Linked DNA regions of Mus musculus: region 1 is linked to region 2. The links are chromatin loops, found by intact Hi-C in ENCODE. Cell type or tissue: gastrocnemius. All regions are shown on one strand. Links, peaks and the distances in the headings refer to the core of each region. The heading gives the core; the rest is flanking DNA. Region 1 has its middle 73 kb from the start of Gm46987. Region 2 has its middle 78 kb from the start of Gm46987.

Region 1 (10,938 bases), core at 5,116-7,615, 150 kb after region 2:
CATGGTAAATTTCTGGCATCTTTATCAAATATCACATGATTCTAGCTATGCATACTCACGTGTGGGTCTCCTTTTTCATTCCATTGATCCAAGTGTCAGCTTTTGTGATAATCATAGTTTTAAAATACTATACTTCTGTAACCTGGCATGAAATCTGATATTGCAATCACCCCAAAATTATTTGTTTCTTAGAATTGCTTTGCTGATCCAGAGCTTTTTGTGTCAGTATATGAAGTTTATGATGTTAGACAATTTCTGGGAAGAATCTCATGTATTTTTATTGGGATTATGTTGAATCTCTAAATATTGTTATGATACACATGATACAATGCTGATGATACCAAACCATGACCATGGGAGTTCTTTCATCGTCTGATGCTTGCTACACCTCTTTTCTTCAGAGATTTGTAGCTTTCAGTGTAGAAATCTTGCACATCTTTGGTTAGGTTTCCATATAGATAAATTTTGATGATATTTTCAATAGGAAAAATTGCATGATTTCTTTCTTGGTATATTAATAATTGGTAAAAGGAAAGGATAACTTTTTTACTAAGATGACCTTGTTTTCTGCCACTTTGATGAAAGCATTAATCCTTTCTCAATGATTTAGTAGGTAAATAAATAGACCTAGAAAATATCATCATGAGTGATGGTTCCCCAGATATAGTAAGGGAAATGCTAAATGTTCTATTCTGTCAATGGTTCATAGTAGGATAAAGATGCTATGGGAAAAAAAGATGGAAAAATTGAAGAGAAATGAACTGGTGAGGAGTGCCATACAGAAGTAGACAAACGAAAGAAAGGTAAATAACACTATATATGTTTTAGAAACATTACAGAGACATCTGGTATATTTTTACTTGAAACATTTAGAAAACATAAATGTATATGTATCCAAATGTACAGGTATACTTTAAATGAAATACACTACTGGGCTGATAATGCTCCCCACAGGCAGCATAGACGACCAAACCAAAACCACATAACTGGGCATGGGGAGATTTCTGTAGATTGATTGGTCCAAGACACAAACGAAACAATATCAATTTTGAAATTGTCTCTGGTTGCTTCAATGTAGGGACCTATTGTAGATGACACTGTAGATTTTGAACATTTGACATGGAAGAATAAAGCTGGTACTATCCTAAAATGTCCAGCCTGAAAAGTACCTCTTATAAATGTTTCTTGAAAAATAAGAAAAGTAGTCAACAGTCTCCATAAAGAAACCAGTTACTCCCACGCCCTGAAGCCATTTAGTCTCTAACTTGATTGTAAATTCTTAAACTTTCCTCATGCCATAATGAGTGTGTGTTCTGAAGTGTAGCTCCTAGGCCTTGGCAAATCTACTCCAGTTACAACTTCATAGTTCTCTCTACACTTAAGGGCCTTAAGGAAGACAGAGAAGGGGCTTAGTCCTGCGAATTTCTTCTATTGAATGCAAGGGAACTGTATGGTTTCCCCAGATATGAAATTGACAGGGAATGGTCTGAGTTGTCATCATTGCATGGCTTAGGAAGGATTCACTAGGAAACAGAGAGAGAAATAACATAACAAACAATCAGGCTGTCTGTTTCATATTCAGGACTCTGGAAGAGGAAGTCCTACAGGAAGCCAGTCTTGACCTTGGCTATGTGTCCTACAACACAGTGGGAGCTTCTGTTAAATGTCATTCAACTCAGATCCATTACCTTGACTTCCTTCAGTGTCAACAATGAGTGCAGAGTGTGCTGAATCATGAAAGAAAAATATCACCTCTGATTTCAATGGAAACAGAAATCAGATTAGGGAGGAAAGTGGGGATGAAGAATGGGCAGGTGTAGGGTTGAAGTTCTGCACATCTTAGACATTTTGTTCTGCTTTAATATTATAATATTTAATGCAATTGTTTATCGAATGTTTATGTTTTCTGTTCAAGAAGCCCATACATGTATGTAATGGAGTTTGATTAAACCACACTATCCACCCAACTGGGAATGTTTCCCTAATTTTGAGTGTTCTTTCTTTGAAAGTCACTGAGTCCACCTGCATGTGCACTGCTGTGTAGCTAGATTATTTAGATTAGATTAATGATGTCCATTTCTAACCACATTCCAGAAAAAAACATAGTTTTATTCTCTTTTCCTATGCTTTTTACTTAGTATTTGTAATTCACAAAAATATAATGGCCTTTCCTGTGATTTATTCATGCATATCTATCACTGTACTTTTATCATGAGAATCTCTGATACTACTTTCCTCCATTCTTTCTTTTTTCTTTTATTAGATATTTTCTTTATTTACATTTTAAATACTATCCCCTCTTTAGTTCTTTCTCTCTCTCTCTCTCTCTCTCTCTCTCTCTCTCTCTCTCTCTCTCTCTCTCCATCTTCCTCTCTCTCTCTTACTGTCTCTATATCTGTGTGTGTGTTTGTGTGTTTGTGTGTGGGTGTGTGTTGTGTGTGTCTGTGTGTGTGTGTTTTAAAGCCAAATTCCTGTTGCCCAAATGTGCTTGGATATGTAACCATAATTTGCCCACACTGGTTTGTGCACAGTTAGAAACACACGGTTCTTACTCCCAGCACTTGACAATTGTTCTCTGAATTAAGAGAAATCTTACTATGTAGCTCCATGGAAAGTATTCCCAGGTGGTTCTACTTTTGCTGTCTGGTTGTTCAGTTAGTTTTAAGGAAAATTTTTAAATACTCCAGAAATAAGTGCTAATTGCCAGTACCTACCAATAATTTCATGGGATGTACTTTTTAAATTAAAAAAAATAATTCATTGTAGTTTGACTTTTACCAGATTTAACACTAATACTTACCCTAAGCCCAATCCTTACCCAGTTGCCTAAATAACACAAATAAAAATGTATGTTTCTGATAAAAATATGAATTTTTCCTCAGACAGTGAGATACCATGAAAGATTAGAAGCACAGTTACTCATATATTCCTGAATACCTTATGAATATTCCTAAGTATTAGTTTTTAATGAATAAAATTACATAGACTCTAATAGAATTAAAACTTCAAAGTCATTTTATCTTGTCTGCCACATGGTGTCTTTCTCATCATTTGAATTATGAACAAAATAAGCTTAAAGAACTTAAGGATAGGATATTCTCTCTCATATATGACATGAAACTAGAAATTATAATGAAACGTATAAAAGCATAAAACCATAGAAAAATGTAAATCTTCATAGTGAAAAAAAAAGTACTCTAACAAATACCAAAATGTGATGTCATAAAAATAAGAAATTGGAAGTGAAAATATATATTTAACATGTTTTCAGGCAGCGTCACAGATTTGTGGGGAGAGAGCCATTGATTTCTGAGAATGGTTCTGTTTGGAAGGAGACTTCTTTTCTTACCTAATGGTACAAAGGTACAAAGGCAGGGTTGGAGGTATGGAGAGAAAGAAGGAGGGAGACAGGAGAGAGGAGAGGAAGGGGAAAGGAGAGAGGGAGTAAGCAAGTAAAAGAGAGAGAGGGACTCTTTCATTCTGATAAGGTCTGGAAGGGTTCACACGAACTGATTGCCTTGGTTCTTCTGTCCATTTACATAGTTGGGTGAAAATGTCCTCTTGTTTTGATGACTCCAAACTGTGCCATACCAGATTATTGGAGATTGGGAAATAATGACAAATAATCCTTAATTCTGTAATACTGCAATGTTAGTACTGCCTCAACAGTGTTGTTACTATTACTCTTTTAACAGTACTTTTACTTAGTAAGGTTATTGCCATTATTCTTCTACTTATAATCAAATTTCAGAGTGAAACTCTAACCTCTTAAATAATTGCACAGGCCCTTTAAAATTCTTGTTCAAATTAAATCTCCTAAAGAATGAATCTCCTTGGGTGCTTTCTCTAGCTTCTCCATTGGGGGCCCTGGGTTCCATCTTATAGATGACTGTGAGCATCCACTTCTGTATTTGTCTCATAGCCTCATATGAGACAGCTATACCAGGGTCCCTTCATCAAAATCTTGCTGGCATATGCAATAGTGTCTGGGATCCCCGGGTGGAGTAGTCTCTGGATAGTCCATCCTTTCATCTTAGCTCCAAACTTTGTCTCTGTAACTCCTTTCATAGGTATTTTGTTCCCTATTCTAAAGAGGAACGAAGTATCCACCCATTGATTTGTCTTCCCTCTTCTTGATTTCTTGTGTTTTGCAAATTGTATCTTGGGTGTTCTATGTTTCTGGGCTAGTATCCACTTATCAGTGAATGCATATCTAATGACTTCTTTTGTGACCCTATAGGTGGAACAACAATATGAACTAACCAGTACCCCCAGAGCTCATGTCTCTAGCAGCTTATGTAACAGAAGATGGCCTAGTCAGCCATTACTGGGAAGAGAGGCCCCTTGGTATTGCAAATGTATATGTGTACTCTTTGGTTGGTGGTTTAGTTTCTGGGAGCTCTTTAGGAACTGGTTCATTGTTATTGCTGTTCTTTCTATGAGGTTGCAAACCACTTCAGCTCCTTCAGTCATTCCTCTAGCTCCTCATTGGTGTCCCCGTGCTCAACACAATTATTGGCTATAAGCATCCACCTCTGTATGTGTCAGGCTCTTGCAGAGCTTCTCAGGGGACAGCTATATTAGACTCCTTTCAGCAAGCACTTCTTGGCATCAGCAAAGTGTCTGGGTTTGTTTACTACACACGGGATGGTTTCTGAGGTTGGGTGGTCTCTAAATGGCCTGTCCTTTAGTCTCTGGTCCACTCTTTGTCCCTTTATTTCCTTTAGACAGAGAAATTCTGGGTTAAAATTTTTAAGATGGGTGGGTGTCCCCATCTCTCAACCAGGTGCCATGCCTATCCTCTTCATATGGTCTCTCCAGGATCTCACCACATAATATCATCCCAGTTAGGTCTTTGGAGGGTCTTTCCCAGCAACTGGGACTTCTTGGTGGCTACCCCCAACTCCCCATCTCCTGCTGCTACATACCTCAATTCAATTTTCTGGCCCTCTCTGGTTCTCCCCTATCAACTCCCATACCTGATCCTTTCTTCCCCTACCCCTCCTTTTTTCCTCCCAAGTACCAAGGGTATTTTATTCCACCTTCCAAGTAGAACTGAAACATTCATATTTTTGGTCATTCCTCTTCTTGAGCTTCATTTGGTTTGTACGTTGAATTGTGGGTATTCTGAAATTTTTGCCTTATATCCACTTAAAAGTGAGTATATAACCTGTGTGTCCTTTCGTGACTGTGGTTCCTCATTCAGGATGATATATTATTCTAATTCCATGCATTTTCCTGCAAATTTCATGTTTTCATTGATTTAATGGCTGAGTAGTACTCCATTGTGTAAATGTACCACATTTTCTGTATCTATTCCTCAACTGAGGGACATCTGGGTTGATGTTGGCCATTTTAAATGGTGTAAGGTAGAATCTCAGGGTAGTTTTGTTTTGATTTTTCCTGGTTACTAAGGTTGTTAAACATTTCATTACATGCTTCTCATTCACTCAAGATACCCCTGTTGAGAATTTTCTTTTGTGCCCTATATTGCATTTTCAAAATTGGGTTGGTTGTTTGTTTGATTAGTTAAATTTTTTGGAGGCTACCTTTTTGAGTTCTTTATGTATTTTGAATATTAGCTCTCTGTATATCTCTTTGGATATTTATCTTTCATGCAGTTTCCTTTATCCTTTTTTCTCTCTCAATTCACTATCCTTCCCAGTATTCAACTTTATTAGTCTCCTCAACATTGTAGTGCATAAGCATATTTTCAAGCATATTCTGATCTGTTTAGAGGCCTCAGAATGGATTCTGTATCATTTTCTAAGCTGAACATTATCAGTTCTCCCCCTGGAAGCCCTACATCTGTCCACAGGGAATTGGTTGGCCATTCAGAGTAAAACGATACAGTCCTCAATCCATGTCACTTTAACTTAGACTATTGTCTGTCAGTGTATCCAGAAGGATGATGTGATGGCATATCACATTTAGACCTCGATTGACATTAATTACGTGTCTTTCTAATTTAAAATACATCACATTGCCTCTATGATATGTGGCATATTTATCTATCTCCTCTGACAAAAGACAACTGTATTTTGTATTACCAAGCTGAAAATTAACACACAATATAGTTAACAAGCTAAACACTATTATTTTTATGTCTCTCTTGTCCAGAAACCTTGGATCCCTTAGCTAATGCTTTTCTTCTTTTGGAAAGACAAAAGCAAAAAAAAAAAAAAAAAAAAAAAACTTCTCCGAGCAAGCATAACCCTAGGTCCTTGCATTCACAGGGAGACTATATCTTTCTCATGGCAAAATGATTCATGGCAACAGAAAAAGCATAGACTGCCTCTTTCACATCATAAACATATCTTATGTGGATAAATAGACCTATTATTCCTTTTTCCTTTATATAAACTTATGATTGATGTGCATTTAATTTTTAAATTATTATGGACATTCTTAAGGATTATTAAGAAAAAAGCCTACATAGTACCATTAAAGACAATATGTGTCATTTTGAATTTAGGTTGTCATTTTAATTGGCTGTATCTAGGTTCAGAGGATCTCACATTGATTGTAATATATTCTAAGAGACACAAAGCCATTGTGCAGTACAGTCTACGAACAATCATAGACTGCCATATGGGCCTCATGCCTGCCAACAATCTTAAGCCTCGGAGTCCTGCCATAGTTGGTTATTGCCCAATCCAGGAAAGTCATGAGCCAGTGGCAAGATGGAGTTGGAGACTTTACATTCCTTTGTAAGCCTCAGACTGAATCTCTGCAGCCCCCATCCTTCTCTCTCAGCAGAGATACTCAGAACATTTGTGATCTGGTTGTCTAGTGGGCATAGCCTTATGCCTTAGTTGCAGTGAACTAAACTGGGTTGTTGGGCCCATGGCTGGTTAGTGTGCACTCCTGCTCCCTATGTGCTGTAGACAGGCCTCCCTTCTTCCTAGCAGTATCTCTTCTGTAAGCACAGACCTTCTTTTTAAAGGTTTTAAAGCACTACTTGTTTTCCAGCCTCTTGTTTTTTTAAAGATATTGAACTCAAAAATTATTTTGTCTTGGGGGAGTGTTTGGGCTTTCTGGTTTGTACTTGGGACTTTTCTCAGATCAGTTTAGATCCTATGCCTAAATTGAGTGACATTTAGATGTTAAGCCTGGTTCTTCCTTTCAGACTTGTACTACCAGAATTAAAACTCAGGCTCCAAACACATTCACAAATACCTTGGTCATAAATGTAGCTAGGCTATTCTCTGACTAAATTATAACTTATATAACACATTTATTCTAATCTACATCCTGCCATATGGCTGGTTACCAGTCTGCATTTACCACCCATCTGTCTCATCACACCTTCTCAGGTGAATCTCCCAGTGATTTACTCTATCTCAGAATTCTATCTGCTTTCCAGATGTCCCACATCTTATTGTACCATTTCATTTAGACCTTAAGGGTTTTAATTGAAAGTTGATTTATCCACAAAATGCACAAGATATTCCCACTATAATGTGTAAATATGTGTGGATATCTGATGATTACTATAGCCAGATCTTCATCACACTTGTTCTCCTATAATTGGGTTTATTAAACCTACCCAATGCCTGTCCATAATTTTCTCAAATAATCCAAATGAGTCAGTAAAAGCAACTAACTCTATCAGGAGGTAATCCATGGAGAACTTCAAGTGGGAAAATTACAGAGACACAAAAGAGGGAAGACACAGGTTGAGTGTCTCTTACTGTGTTCTCCTGGAACCAGAAGTCCCTGTGGAAGCCAGACTTCATCTTGGCTATGTGTTCTGCAACACAAAGGTAGCCTCTACCAAATGACACTCAGCTCAGATCACTTTCATGACCTTTTTCAGTGTCAGTAGTGAGTGGAGATGGTAATGAATCACTGTAGAAAAATATCACCTCTGATCTCAATGAACACAGAGGAATCAGAAGACAAAACTGTTGAGAAGCAAAGGACATATGGAGGAAGATGGGTATGAAAAATGGGAAGGTATCAGTTCAGTACTGTAAATCATAAACTATTTGTTCTGCTTTAACTTTATAATATGTATTGTAGTTATTTACTTATGTGGTTTATTTTTATTTTGAAGCTCATACATTAATACAACAAAGTTTCATCTTTGATCAAACTACCTCCTTCCCCTCTGATCTATTTCCCATACTATAGAGCCAATTATAATATTTTGATAATTTTATGTGCTCTTTTTTTAAAACTTAATAAACCCACCTGTATGTACTCTGGTGTAGCTAAATTATTCAGCTTAAGGTGGTGAAACTCATTTCTAAACATAATTCTGAAAATAACATAATTTTATTCTTTTTGATGTTTTTAACTTAGTAATTTTTAATCAAACAAAATAATAGGCCTTTCCTGTGATATACACACACATATACCACTGTACATTTATCATATGCATCTCTGAAATTTATGTCTCCATTCTTTCTATTAATGATCTTCCATTTCTTATGTTTCTATATGTGTGCATTTGAAAGAGAGAAAGGAAATAAGAAAGAAATTTAAAGAGAATAAGAGAATCAGAGAGAAAGAGAAAGAGAAGAGATCAAGGTCATTTTGTGCCGTGGAAATGTTCCAGATCTGTAGTTTTCCAGTGCTAAATGGTAACTTATCAGGGACTACACTCTTAGAGAAAATGATTCCTTCCTTTCCAAGAAGTTAAGAGCTGCCAATAGCTCTAAGTATGGGGATGGATTTTCATACCCAAATCTTCTCTCCATGATGGGATATCAGTCACTCAGCACCTAATTCTTACTTGTACCTAATATAAGGCCCTCTTTCATTATTAATTTTATTAATTAATGTTTCCCGTTTATTTTTTGATCTTTTCTTGCTTTCTTGCTTACTGTGTTCCTGAGACAAAGTCTTACATGTTTCAGGCTGGCGACTAAGTATCCAAAATGACCTTGAACTTTACCTATGCCTCTTATGCTTTCCAAGAACTTAGATGGTAGTCAAATTCTGAGAGAAAGGTTTTATTGTTACTGACATTTCCAAAATACTTAGTCAATACATTTAAACAAAAATGCTTCCTGGAGCAACAGGTACTGGTGCAATTCGGTCACTGCCAGAGCAGGCTGAGGTCTTCTATCACTGCTCACCCAATAAACCTCACTTCAGTTTCCAACCATATGTGGGAGTAATGGTTTTACATATAGGGTATATCTATATTTTTTGTTATATTTGAAGTGCAAAACTCTTCCAAACTGATGTATAGGTGGTCCTGTGCAGAGCTAAAATTTGAAGTTTGCAACTCACATCAGGTACAATGGGATTTTTGGTTTCAGGAAGAACCACACTTGGTTTAAATTTTCTCATAAAATCCTACTCTGGCTCTTGTGAGGGGAAGATGTAAGAGAAGTAATTGAAGGAGGGAATGAAACCAAACCTCCTGGGGGTGAGAAAATTTCTTTCTGTAAAAGGACAGCAAGTACAAAGTGTACCAGTGGTCTCATCTGGGATATACTTCGAAAGTAATATAAATCTGCTTACAAGAAGTCCATATCTTTGATATATAGCTTTAAATAGCACTAAAATGAGTTTATAACTGGCTAAAAATCCTTGGGATTAATAGAGACAAGATGAAACAATGAAATGATCTATACTAAACCCGATAGTTTACTACATTTGGTAACAGAGTTTTGGATACATAAAAACATTCAAGCCTTTTAGGCGAGCAGTAACCTATTCTGAATGTTCCCCGTAAGACACATGCATTTGGGAACAAAGGAAGGAAGCACATGCATAGAGGGAACTAGAGAGAAACAGCACTCTGGACTCTCAGCAGAGAGGCCTCTGAAGAATCAGGACATTCTCACAAAGGAATCCTGACATTGGCGCCTACACCCCTGTGGAAAGGAAACTCTGCTTTTTATCCATCAAATCTGTGGGGTTCTGAGTGTTTCTTTATTCACTTTTCTTTTCTTTTTCTTTTTCAGGATTGTGTTGTTTTGATTTGTTCTTGACAGCTACAGGAAACTACAACAGAATAGACTATGGCATTGACGAGTACAAATTAATAATTCCATGGAGACACATTATGTTTGGAATTCATTTAGGAGTCAAATGACAAAGAATTTTTATAACCTAGTTTATAAAATGCCAGCTACATGGTTCTCACTGCATCAACCCCAGTCATCCTGTCTCAGTTTTCTCTGTCAGCTTTTCTCTAGAGCCTATTGTTGTTACTCATCTCTAATGAGTTCATAGTTCATATTTCTATTTCATGATACATTAAACACTTCACTCATCATGGAGAGTGGAAAAAAACCTGGGAAGAACTTAGGATTAGTGACACTTGGCAGACTCACATGCTCTCTTTTAAAACAATGGATTGTGATGAATTCTCCATTATGGCCACATTCAAGGTCATCCACATTTTTATTTAAATCATACTTATGAATATGTTGAGAATTCACAGACATGGATGCTTGCCTAAAGTTATTTCTGTTAACTTTTGTGACACATTTGACCTTTTATCTGACAAAATGATCAAAACTTTGTTAGACTCTTTTGGCTTTTTAAGTATTTTTTAATTTTAATTGATCTATAAATTTTTTTTAATATACAAATCAGTATTGACGTATTTCAGGCAAATGGCTCCTAAGAATGGGAGTGGGTGTGCTTCTGATTCACTTGCCTGCTCATGGGACCCTTTTCCTCCTACTAGATTACCTAGTCCAGCCTAGATATTAGTGTTTATGCCTAGATTTATTGCATTCTGCTGTGCATTTTATCTTGATTTCCCTGCAAGGTTTGAATTTTATCAAAGGAAAACAGAGGAGCAGAGGATTTGGGAAACACAGGAGGTGGGAGGGCACTAGAATGAGGGAAGAAGGGAGCCTGTAGTCCAGATGTGTTATATGAGACAAATTTAAGGAAAAGAAAGTTCTTGAAGATTTTCTACAGTTACATAGTAAGCTTAAGGCTAGCCTTGGCTCCGTAAAACCCTAT
Region 2 (10,938 bases), core at 4,130-6,629:
TAGAACCATGGATTTTCTCACAATCGGAGAAGTCAGTATAAGGCTTTTGTGTTTTCTGCCTCATCTCACAGTGGTGATTTGGGCTGGGAACCAGACAAGTCTCTTCTACAGCTATGGAAGCTTTGTCTCTCCTTCGTTCATTTGGCTGACCTTAATCATATCTCAATCGTCAGGTTGGGGAATATTTATTTATATACTTAGAGAAATGAATATTTACTCATCTATAAGACGTATAAGATGAGACAGCAATCTGAAACACAGACAGTTGAACTGCATGCAAGGATGATGGATTGTGTTTACCTGGTTCTGATTGGACATCAGATGTACTCTGGACATCTAGAAATAAAGAATAGAAACAAGAGAAACTTCAGACTACAATCTTTCAGAGATTACTGAAGTCCTACTAAAAAATGTCTTCTGTAAAAGTGCATGGATGCAAGAGCATGTGTGATTTCCCTGTGTTCTTACCTTCCACAAAAACACAAAGATCTTTTTAATTCTCCCAGAAACACTACTATCAAATAGTTCTCTATTTGTAATTACACTGCATGCTTCAAAATTATCCTGAATAATTCAGCTTGAGAATATGTCCCACTCATTTTTTTAATTAATATCCCTTAACACAGTCAGGAGACAAATCCCTGAGTACACATCTTAAAATGTTACATGTTATGCTTCACATTCTGGAGGTGGGCTAAGGAAAATGTATAAGATTGGCTCTGATAATGGTATGTTAGTGTCTATAGCATTCAATATATTCTATATTTCTGTGCTTTGAATTATTCCTGGCATGTTACTATATCATGTTTCTGGCACCCAATATGCAGCAAAGCTGTCTGCTCTCACTCTCTGCTCTGACTATGACAATATGCTCTCAAATCTACCCTTTGTTTTCATGTTTTTTTTTTTACATGTGCAGAGCACTTTCCTGAACACAAAATGGGCTGTCTTATTCCTCTCTTCAAGAATTTTATGAATTTCAGGTAGAATATTATGTAGAAACACCATGTTACATGATAAAGACATAACTATTCCCATCTTTCTATGGCCCTGTCTTTCTTCTCATCCATGTCTGTCATTTCTCCCCTGTTTTCTTGACTCTTTTCCTTAAATGTCTCCGGATCCCATCCTGTATTCCTTGGTACCTTCATCTGCACTCTGAGCTGAGCTCAGGGCCAGCAAGGTTGCTGTGAGTAGGACCACAAGCATCTTGGAGGAGGCTCTGGACTTTCTCTCAAGTGTGTGCTGAGGCATGCATGCCCATACTCTTTATAAACGCAAGACAAACAAAGGTATCTTTGAGCATCAACTGGATGACATTGCTCCATTATTTCTCTTTGGGACTGTAGCCCAGCAGGGTGGAGCATGGGAGATTTCCAATGAGAATTGACTACAGGAGCAACATCTAATATGGTGATGATGTTAAAGGACAATTGTCTCTTTACAGCCAAGTATTATTGCATTGTTTGTGTGCACCACATTCTCAATCTACTCAGGAGATGTAAGGCATATAGTTTGTTTGCCCTTCTTAGCTACTGTGAGAGTATTGCACAAGTATCTGAAGAGTGGGATGTTGAGTCCTTTGGAGTAACCCAAGCAGCAGTAAATCAGTGTCATCTGGTAAATTTCCTTTGAGGTTTTCAGAATTCCTGACTCCTAATTCCATACTGTTTGCTCTAGTTTCCTCTCCCACAGAAACTGAAAGTGAACAGAAGGGTAAACACAATCTGCTGATATATTGCCACCTATTATCTTGATCTTCACTATTCTGACAGACAAAATCTTAATGTACTATTAATTCGAAATTTTCTAACTGCTAAGAATTTTGAACACAACCCTCAATGTTTTGAACACAACCCTCAATGTTTGTTTGCCAGTATAATTTCCTGTGTTTGAATCCTCTTTCTAGATCCTTTGTCAGTTTTCATTTGAGACATTAACTCTCTGGATTTTTTCTTTGTTTTGACTTTGCTGTGTATTCTAGATATTAATCTCATCAGAAGTATAGCTGGAAAGGATTCTCTCCCACCTGTTGGGCTGTATCTTTGCTTGATTGATTATTTCATTAGCCTCACAGATCAGATTTTTAGTTATATGTGATCATCTTTGTCCACTATTATCCTTAAGTTCTGTCTGAATGAAGTCTTTATTCATTACAACACTTGGACTAGCACTGCCTTTGTTTTTTTCTAATACATTCAGGACTTTAAGTTTCACATTAAGGTGTCTCACCCATTTGTAATTGATTTTCTGTGTAGAGTGAAAAATGTAGATATCATTTTTCTGTATGTGGACACTCAGTTTTACCAGGATCATTTCTTGAAGATGCTGTCTTACCTTCATTGTGAATTTCTGGTACCTTTATCAAATATCACATGATTATAGCTATGCATACTCAAGTGTGGGTCTCCTTTTTCATCCCATTGATCAATGTGTCAGTTTTTAATGATTATCATAGTTTTAAAATACTATACTTCTGTAACCTGGCATGAAATCTGATATTGCAATCACCCCAAAATTATTTGTTTTGTAAAATTGCTTTGCTGATCCAGAGCTTTTTGTGTCAGTACATGAAGTTTATGATGTTAGACAATTTCTGAGAAGAATCTCATGTATTTTTATTGGGATTATGTTGAATCTCTAAATATTGTTATGATACACATGATACAATGCTGATGATACCAAACCATGACCATGGGAGTTCTTTCATCCTCTGATATCTTGCTACATCTCTTTTTTTCAGAGATTTGTAACTTTCAGTGTAGAAATCTTGCACATCTTTGGTTAGGTTTCCGTATAGATAGATTTTCATGCTATTTTCCATAGGAAAAATTACATGATTTCTTTCTTGGTATATTTATAATTGGTGAAAGGAAAGGGTACCTTTTTTCCCCTAAGTTGACCTTGTTTTCTGCCACTTTGATGAAAGCATTAATCCTTTCTCAATGATTTAGTAGGTAAATAAATAGACCTAGAAAATGTTATAATGAGTGATGTTTCCCCAGATATATTAAGGTAAATGCTCAATGTTCTCTGCTGTCAATGGTTCATAGCTGTGAGTCTTTAGAATTAAATATATAACATGGAGTAGCCAAGGACATAATAAAGACAAACCATGTGTTAGAGGGAAAAGGTTTTAAAGAATCCCATAGTAGAATAAAGATGCTATGAAAAAAAAAGATGTCAATATTGAAAAGAAATGAACTGGTGAGGAGTGTCATACAGAAGTAGACAAACGAAAGAAAGGTGAATAACATTACAGGGACATCTGTTTTATTTTTCCTTGAAACAGAAAACATGAATGTATATGTAGCCAAATGTACAGGTATACTTTAAATGAAATACAGTACTAGACTCATAATGCTCCCCACAGACAGTATAGACAACCAAACCAAAACCACATAACTGGGCATGGAGATATTCCTGTAGATTGGTTGTTCCAAGACACACACACACACACACACACACACACACACACACACACACATACACACACACAAAAATATCAATTTTGAAATTGTCTCTGGTTGCATCCTAGAGCTTAAATGTAGGGACCTATTGTAGATGACACTACATATTTTGAACATGTGACATGGAAGAGTAAAGCAGGTACTACCCTAAAATGTCCAGCCTGAAAAGTACCTCTTATAAATGTTGCTTGATAAATAAGAAAAGTAGTCAACAGTCTCCATTAAGAAACCAGTTACTCTCACACCCTGAAGCCATTTAGTCTCTTACTTGATTGTAAATTCTTAAACTTTCCCCATGTCATAATGAGTGTGTGTTCTGAAGTGTAGCTCCTAGGCCTTGGCAAATCTACTCCAGTTATAACTTCATAGATCTCTCTACACTTAAGAGCCCTAAGGAAGACAGAGAAGATGCTTAGTTCTGAGAGTTTCTTCTATTGAATGCAAGGGAACTGTATGGTTTCTCCAGATATGAAATTAACAGGGAATGGGCTGAGTTGTCATCATTGCATGGCTTAGGAAGGCTTCACTAGGAAACAGAGAGAGAAACAACATAACAAACAATCAGGCTGTATGTTTCATATTCAGGACTCCTGGAAGAAGTCCAGGAGGAAGCCAGTCTTGACCTTGGCTGTGTGTCCTACAACACAGTGGGAGCTTCTGCTAAATGTCATTCAACTCAGATGCATTACCTAATTTCCTTCAGTGTCAACACTGAGTGCAGAGTGTGCTGTATCATGAAAGAAAAATATCACCTCTGATTTCAATGGAAAAGAAATCAGATTACAGAAGAGTGGGTAAGCAAAACTATTAGGGAGCAAAGTGGGGATGAAGAATGGGCAGGTGTCAGGTTGAAGTTCTGCACATCTTAGACATTTTGTTCTGCTTCAATATTATAGTATTTAATGCAATTATTTATCGAATGTTTATGTTTTCTGTTCAAGAAGTCCATACATGTATGTAATGGAGTTTGATTAAACCACACTATTCACCCAACTGGGAATGTTTTCCTAATTTTGAGTGTTCTTTCTTTGAAAGTCACTGAGTCCACCTGCATGTGCACTGCTGTGAAGCTAGATTATTCAAATTAGATTGATGATGTCCATATCTAACAACATTCCTGAAAAGAACATAATTTTATTCTCTTTTCTTATGCTTTTTACTTAGTATTTTTAATTCACAAAAATATAATGGCTTTTCTTGTGATATATTCATGCATATCTATCAGTGTACTTTTCTCATGAAAATCTCTGATACTACTTTTCCCCATTATTTCTTTTATTAGATATTTTCTTTACTTACATTTTAAATACTATCCCACCTTCAGTTCTACTCTCTCTCTCTTTCCCTCTCTCTCTGTCTCTCTCTCTCTGTCTCTCTGTCTCTCTGTCTCTGTCTCTCTCTCTGTCTCTCTGTCTCTGTCTCTGTCTCTCTCTCTCTCTCTCTCTCTGTGTGTGTGTGTGTGTGTGTGTGTGTGTGTGTGTGTGTGTGTGTGTGTGTGTTGGGAGCAGACCCGCGGCTCACAAGAAACTGGGGTATACCTGGGAGGCAGACTAGGGCTGAAAGAGCAAGAGAACTAGATGGTCAAGAGAAATAATGGAAGCCAAGAAGATCCACTGTTGAAGGCTCCAATGTTTATTAGAAGTCTGCACTTATAAAAGGGGGAAACCCATCCCCTACCATGCCAAGTTTCTTGATGTTGTGATGTCAACTTCTTAGCACAGCCTTTTAGCTGTAAGTCGCCAAATTCACAGGTTGCAGTTAACTCAGGAAAATCTCTGAGGAACTGTTCAGCCTCTCTTTGCAGGTGGCAGGTGGTTTGCAGGTGGCAGGTGGTTTGCAGGTGGCAGGTGGTTTGCAGGTGGCAGGTGGTAGGCAGGTGGCAGGTGGTTTGCAGGTGGCAGGTGGTAGGCAGGTGGCAGGTGGTTTGCAGGTGGCAGTGTCACATCAAAGGAAACCAGCCAAGTCTGAAGAGCTGCACCTCAAGTGGCCTCAGTGAGGGCAAGGTCTGAACCAGCCTGCTTTAGGCTGGGGGAAGTTAGATGTGTGTGTGTGTGTGTGTGTGTGTGTGTGTGTGTGTGTGTGTGTGTGTGTGTGTTAAAGCCAAGTTCCTGTTGCCCAAATGATCTTGGATACATAACCATAATTTGCCCACACTGATTTGTGCACAGTTAGGAACGCACTGGTTCTGTGACTCCAAGCACTTGACAGTCATTCTTTGGATTAAGAGAAATCTTACTATGTAACTCCATGGGAAGTATTCTAGTTTTGCTCTCTGATTGTTCAGTTAGTTTTAAGGGAAATTTTTAAATACTCAAGAAATAAGTTTTAATTGCCAGTGCCTACCAATAATTTCATGGGATGTACCTTTTTAAATTTAAAAAAATTATTCATTGTAGTTTGACTTTTACCAGATTTAACACTGATCCTTACCCTAAGCCCAATCCTTACCCTGTTGCATAAATAACACAAATAAAAATGTATGTTTCTGATGAAAATATAAATTATTTTCCTCAGACTGTGAGATACCATGAAAGACTAGAAGCAAAGTTACTCATATATTCCTGAATACTTTATGAATATTCCTAAGTACTAGTTTTTCAATGAATAAAATTACATAGACTCCAATACAATTAAAACTTAGAAGTCATTTTATCTTCTCTGCAACATGGTATCTTTCTCATCATTTGAATTATGAGCAAATAAGCTTAAAGAACTTAAGGACAGGATGATCTCTATCATATATGACATGGAACTAGAAATTATAATGAAAGGTATAGAAGCATAAAACCATACAAAAATATAAATCTTCATGGGGAAAAAAGTACTCTAACAAATACCAAAATGCAAAATCAGAAAAATAAGAAATTGGAAGTAAAAATATATATTTAACATGTTTTCAGGCAGCATCACAGATTTGTGTGGAGAGAGCCATTAATTTCTGATAATGGTTCTGTTTGGAAGGAGACTTTTTTTTCTTACCTAAAGATACAAAGGCTGGTTAAGAGGTATGGAGAGAAAGATGGAGGGAGGGCAGGAGAGAGGAAGGGGAAGGCGGGGTGGAGTAAGCAAGAGAAAGAGAGAGAGGGACACTTTCATCCTGATAAGGTCAGAAGTGTTTGCCTTGGTTCTTCCGCTCATTTGCATAGTTAGGTGAAAATGTCCTCTTGTTTTGATGACTCCAGACTGTGCCATAGCAGGTTATTGGAGCATGGGAAATGATGACAAATAATCCTTAATTCTGTAAAATTGCAATGTTAGCACTGTCTCAACAGTGCTATTACTTTTCTACTCAGTTGAAATTTCAGAGTGAAATTCTTACTTCTTAAATAATTGCACAGGCCCTTTAACATTCTTGTTCGAATTAATTCTCCTAAAGACTGAATCTTCTGCTCCTGCTGAAGACCCTCCCTTAGGATGGCTGCATACCTCTATGCTGGGGCTATCTATCCCAAAATTACTGAATTTTTGAGAACGCATTACTGTCCCATGTGGTTTCCATCTTTTAGGAATCCACAGAACATATGAGAATTGAGAATAAATCATCAACAAAAAAAGAAACATAAAAAACAATCCTATATTCAACAGGAAGAACTGGCAGAATTTTACCCAGGAATCCAGAACACATGAAAAGGTGGATCTTGCCATGCAGACCCTTGTGCAGCAGAGTCTGAGGGGAGAAAAGCTCTGTCAGATTTCCTTCTGTCCCTCACCTTGCTCAGTCATCTGCAATCTGAGAAGTTGACATCATACTTTTTAATAGCTGTGTAACATAAAGTATTGTAAATTTACCACATTTTCCTTCACCATTTTTAGTTGAGGGACATCTAGTTTATTTTAAGTTCTGGATTTTATTTATTTATTTAGTTAGTTAGTTAGTTAGTTAGTTAGTTAGTTATTTTTATTAGGTACTTTATATACATTTCAAATGCTATCCCGAAAGTTCCCTATACCCTCACTCTGCCTTGCTCCCCTATCCACCCACTCCTGCTTCTTGGCCCTGGCATTCCCCTGTATTGGGGCATATAAAGTTTGCAATACCAAGGTGCCTCTCTTCCCAGTGATGGCTGAATAGGCCATATTCTGCTACATAGGCAGCTAGAGATATGAGCTCTGGGGATACTGGTTAGTTCATATTGTTGTTCCACCTATAGGGTTGCAGACCCCTTCAGCTCCTTGGGTGCTTTCTCTATCTTCTCCATTGGGGGCCCCTGTGTTCCATCTTATAGAGATGACTGTGAGCATCCACTTCTGTATTTGCCAGGCACTGGCATAGCTTCATATGAGACAGCTATAACAGGGTCCCTACAGCAAAATCTTTCTGGCATTGTGCAATAGTGTCTGGGTTTGATGGCTGATTATGGGATGGATCCCCAGGTGGGGTAGTCTCTGGATAGTCCATTCTTTCATCTTAGTTCTGAATATCATAAATGAAGTTTCTACAAACACAGTTGTTCAAGTGTCCTTGTGGTATGGTCAAGCATGTGTTCTTTTTTTTTTTTTTTTTTTTTTTTTTTTTGCCAAGGAGTGGTATAGCTGGCTCATGAGGTAGAGCTATTCCCAATTTTATGAGAAATGCCAAATTGATTTCCAAATCATTGCCCAAGTTTGCACTCCCACCAACAATAGAAGACTATTAAACTTGCTCCATATTCTCACCACCATGAGCTGTCACCTGAGTTTTGATCTTAGTCTTTCTGACAGGTATAAGATGAAATTTCAGTGTTGCTTTTATTTGTATTTCACTGATGACTAAGGATGTTGATCATTTCTTTCATTTAAGAGCTTCTCAGCCATTAGATTTTCCTCTGTCAAGAATGTTTGTTTAGACCTGTATTCCATTTTTGAACAGGTTTGCTGAGGTCTACATTCTTTTAATGCTCTTTTTTATTGTTTACATTATTTATTTACATCTCAAATGTTATCTCCTTTCTAGAAGTCCCCTCTGAAAACCCCCATCCCATCCTCCCTTCCCTTGCTTCTCTGAGGGTGCTAAGCCACCTACACACTACCACCTAACTGACCTAGCATGCACATACAATGTGACATCAGGTCTTCACAGACCAAGGGCCTTGCTTCACATTGATAAGACAATTCTCTTCTACATTTGTAGCTAGAGCCATGAGTCCCTCCATGTGTACTCTTTGGTTGGTGGTTTAGTCCCTGTGAGATCTTTGGGAACTGGTTCATTGCTGTTCTTTCTATGGGGTTGCAAATCACTTCGGCTCCTTCAGTCCTTCCCCCAACTCCTCATTGGGGTCCCCATGCTCAGTACAATGATTTGGAGTAAGCATCCACCTATTTATCAGGCTTTTGTAGAGATGCTCAGTAGACATCTATATTGGGATCCTTTCAGCTACCACTTCTTGGCATCAGCAATAGTGTCTGGGTTTGGTGACTGCACACATGGGATGGATTCTGGGGTTGTATAGTCTCTGGATGTCCTGTCCTTTAGCTTCTACTCCACTCTTTGTCCCTGTATTTCCTTTAGATGGAGCAATTCTGCGTTAAAATTTTTGAGATGAGTGGGTGTCCCCATCCCTCAACTGCGGGCCATGCCTAAACTCTTTTTATGGTCTCTGCATGATCTCTCCCTATTTGTTGTGTATTATAACTAATGCCATTCCAATTATATCTTTGGAGGGTCTTTTCTGGCAACTGGGACTTTTTGGTGGCTACCCCCATTACCCATCTCCTGCTGCTACATAACTCTATTCAATTTCCTGGCCCTCTCTAGTTCTCCCCTATCAACTCCCAGACCTGATCCTTTCTTCCCCTACCTCATCTCTCTTCCTCCCAAGTACCATGATTATTTTCTTCCCCCATCCAAGTAGAATTGAAGCATTCATATTTTTGGACTTTCCTCTGTGGATATTCTGAACTTTTTGCCTAATATCCACTTATAAGTGAGTATATACCCTGAGTGTCCTTTCATGATTGAGTTTCCTCACTCAGGATGATATATTGTTCTAGTTCCATGCATTTTCCTGCAAATTTCATGTTTTCATTGATTTAATAGCGGAGTAGTACTCTATTGTGTAAATGTACCACATTTTCTGTTTCTATTCCTCAGTTGAGGGGCATCTGAGTTGTTTCCAGTTTCTGGCTATTATAGAAAAAACTGCTATGAACGTAGTAGAGCATGTGTCATTGTTATATTTTGGATCATTTTTTGGATATATGCCCAGGAGTGGTATAGCTGGGTCCTTAGTACTATATCCAATTTATCGAGGAAACACCAGAAGGATTTTCAGAGTGGTTATACCAGCATGCAATCCATCCAGTAATGGAGGAGTGTGTCTCTTTCTCCACATCCTTGCCAGTATATACTGTCACTTCTGTTTTTGATGTTGGCCATTTTAATTGGTGTAAGGTAGAATCTCAGGGTAGTTTTGTTTTGTGTTTTCTTGATTACTAACATTGTTGAGCATTTCATTACATGCTTCTCATTCATTTAATATGTCTCTGTTGAGAATTTTCTCTTGGGTTCTGTACTTCATTTTCAAAATTGGGTTATTTGTTTGTTTGGTTGTTTTTTGTTTTTTGTTTGTTTTTTTTTTTGTAGACTACCTTCTTAAGTTCTTTATATATTGTGAATATTAGATCTCTGTCAGATATAGGGTTTTGAAAATCTTTTCCCAATTGTTGGGGCATCAACCCACCCATAAAACATTCCACCCCAAATTTATTCTGTCTGGAAGATATACAGGCATGGTAGATGGAGCAGAGACTGAGCGAATGGACAAACCCATAAAGCAACAGTTTCTAACACTATTAAAGATATTCAGTTATGTTTGCCCACTGAAACATGTTGTCCTTCGAAAGGCTACACCCAACAACTGATTCAGACAAAAATGGACATTCTCAGCCAAACAGTGGATGGAACTTGGGGACTCCAAGGTTTTTGAAGACTATTTATCTCTTCAATATACGTTCAATTTTGAAAAAGTATTTTGTAATAAGATAGACTAATATCTAATGTGATTATAAGTTTGAACTGTTTAAGATAATTTAGAAATGCAAATTAATCATCAGTTTGTAATACTAGATTTCAAATTGTCTAGAATTTAACATTTCATTTGACTGAATTATATACATATAATAACTTAAAGTTGATAATCAGTATAGTGTAACCAAATATAACCTTAATTTTACGTCAATGTACAAAGATCTATGCCAATGTAAGGTATTTTGTCTTGTTAATACTCTTTGTTCTAAGAGTAGATTCAAAAACCGACCATTTTTGCTATTATTCCTATATTCTCTCCCTTTCATCCTTTGTCCCCTGTTTATCACTAACACTAATTATTAGAAGAAGAACAATAAGGAAAGGAAGAAGAGAAAAATTCCTGAGTCTAACTGCCATGTCTAGCCTTGACACAACATTGGGGTTCTCAACTGGAAGTAGGGATATATGGAAGGCACATAAGGAATACACAGAATATGTTATGTATGCAAGATGACGGGTCCT

What was found. Peaks named below come from ENCODE experiments on the same cell type or tissue, not always from the same donor. Only the 100,000 strongest peaks of a DNase experiment are listed, where the experiment ranks them.
Region 1: a loop joins it to region 2, with 2.8 times the contacts of the local background. A loop is called at or near these places in 9 of 42 quality-filtered maps.

The regions. Positions count from the first base shown.
Region 1 is chr6:133,768,506-133,779,443 of GRCm38, forward strand. No RefSeq gene overlaps it. Among named protein-coding and RNA genes, the nearest start is that of Gm46987, 73 kb to the left of the region's middle. In gastrocnemius, for the core only: no CTCF peak of the experiment used is centred there; no DNase peak of the experiment used is centred there.
Region 2 is chr6:133,617,990-133,628,927 of GRCm38, forward strand. It overlaps the pseudogene Gm34314. Among named protein-coding and RNA genes, the nearest start is that of Gm46987, 78 kb to the right of the region's middle. In gastrocnemius, for the core only: no CTCF peak of the experiment used is centred there; a DNase peak (open chromatin) is centred at 5,377.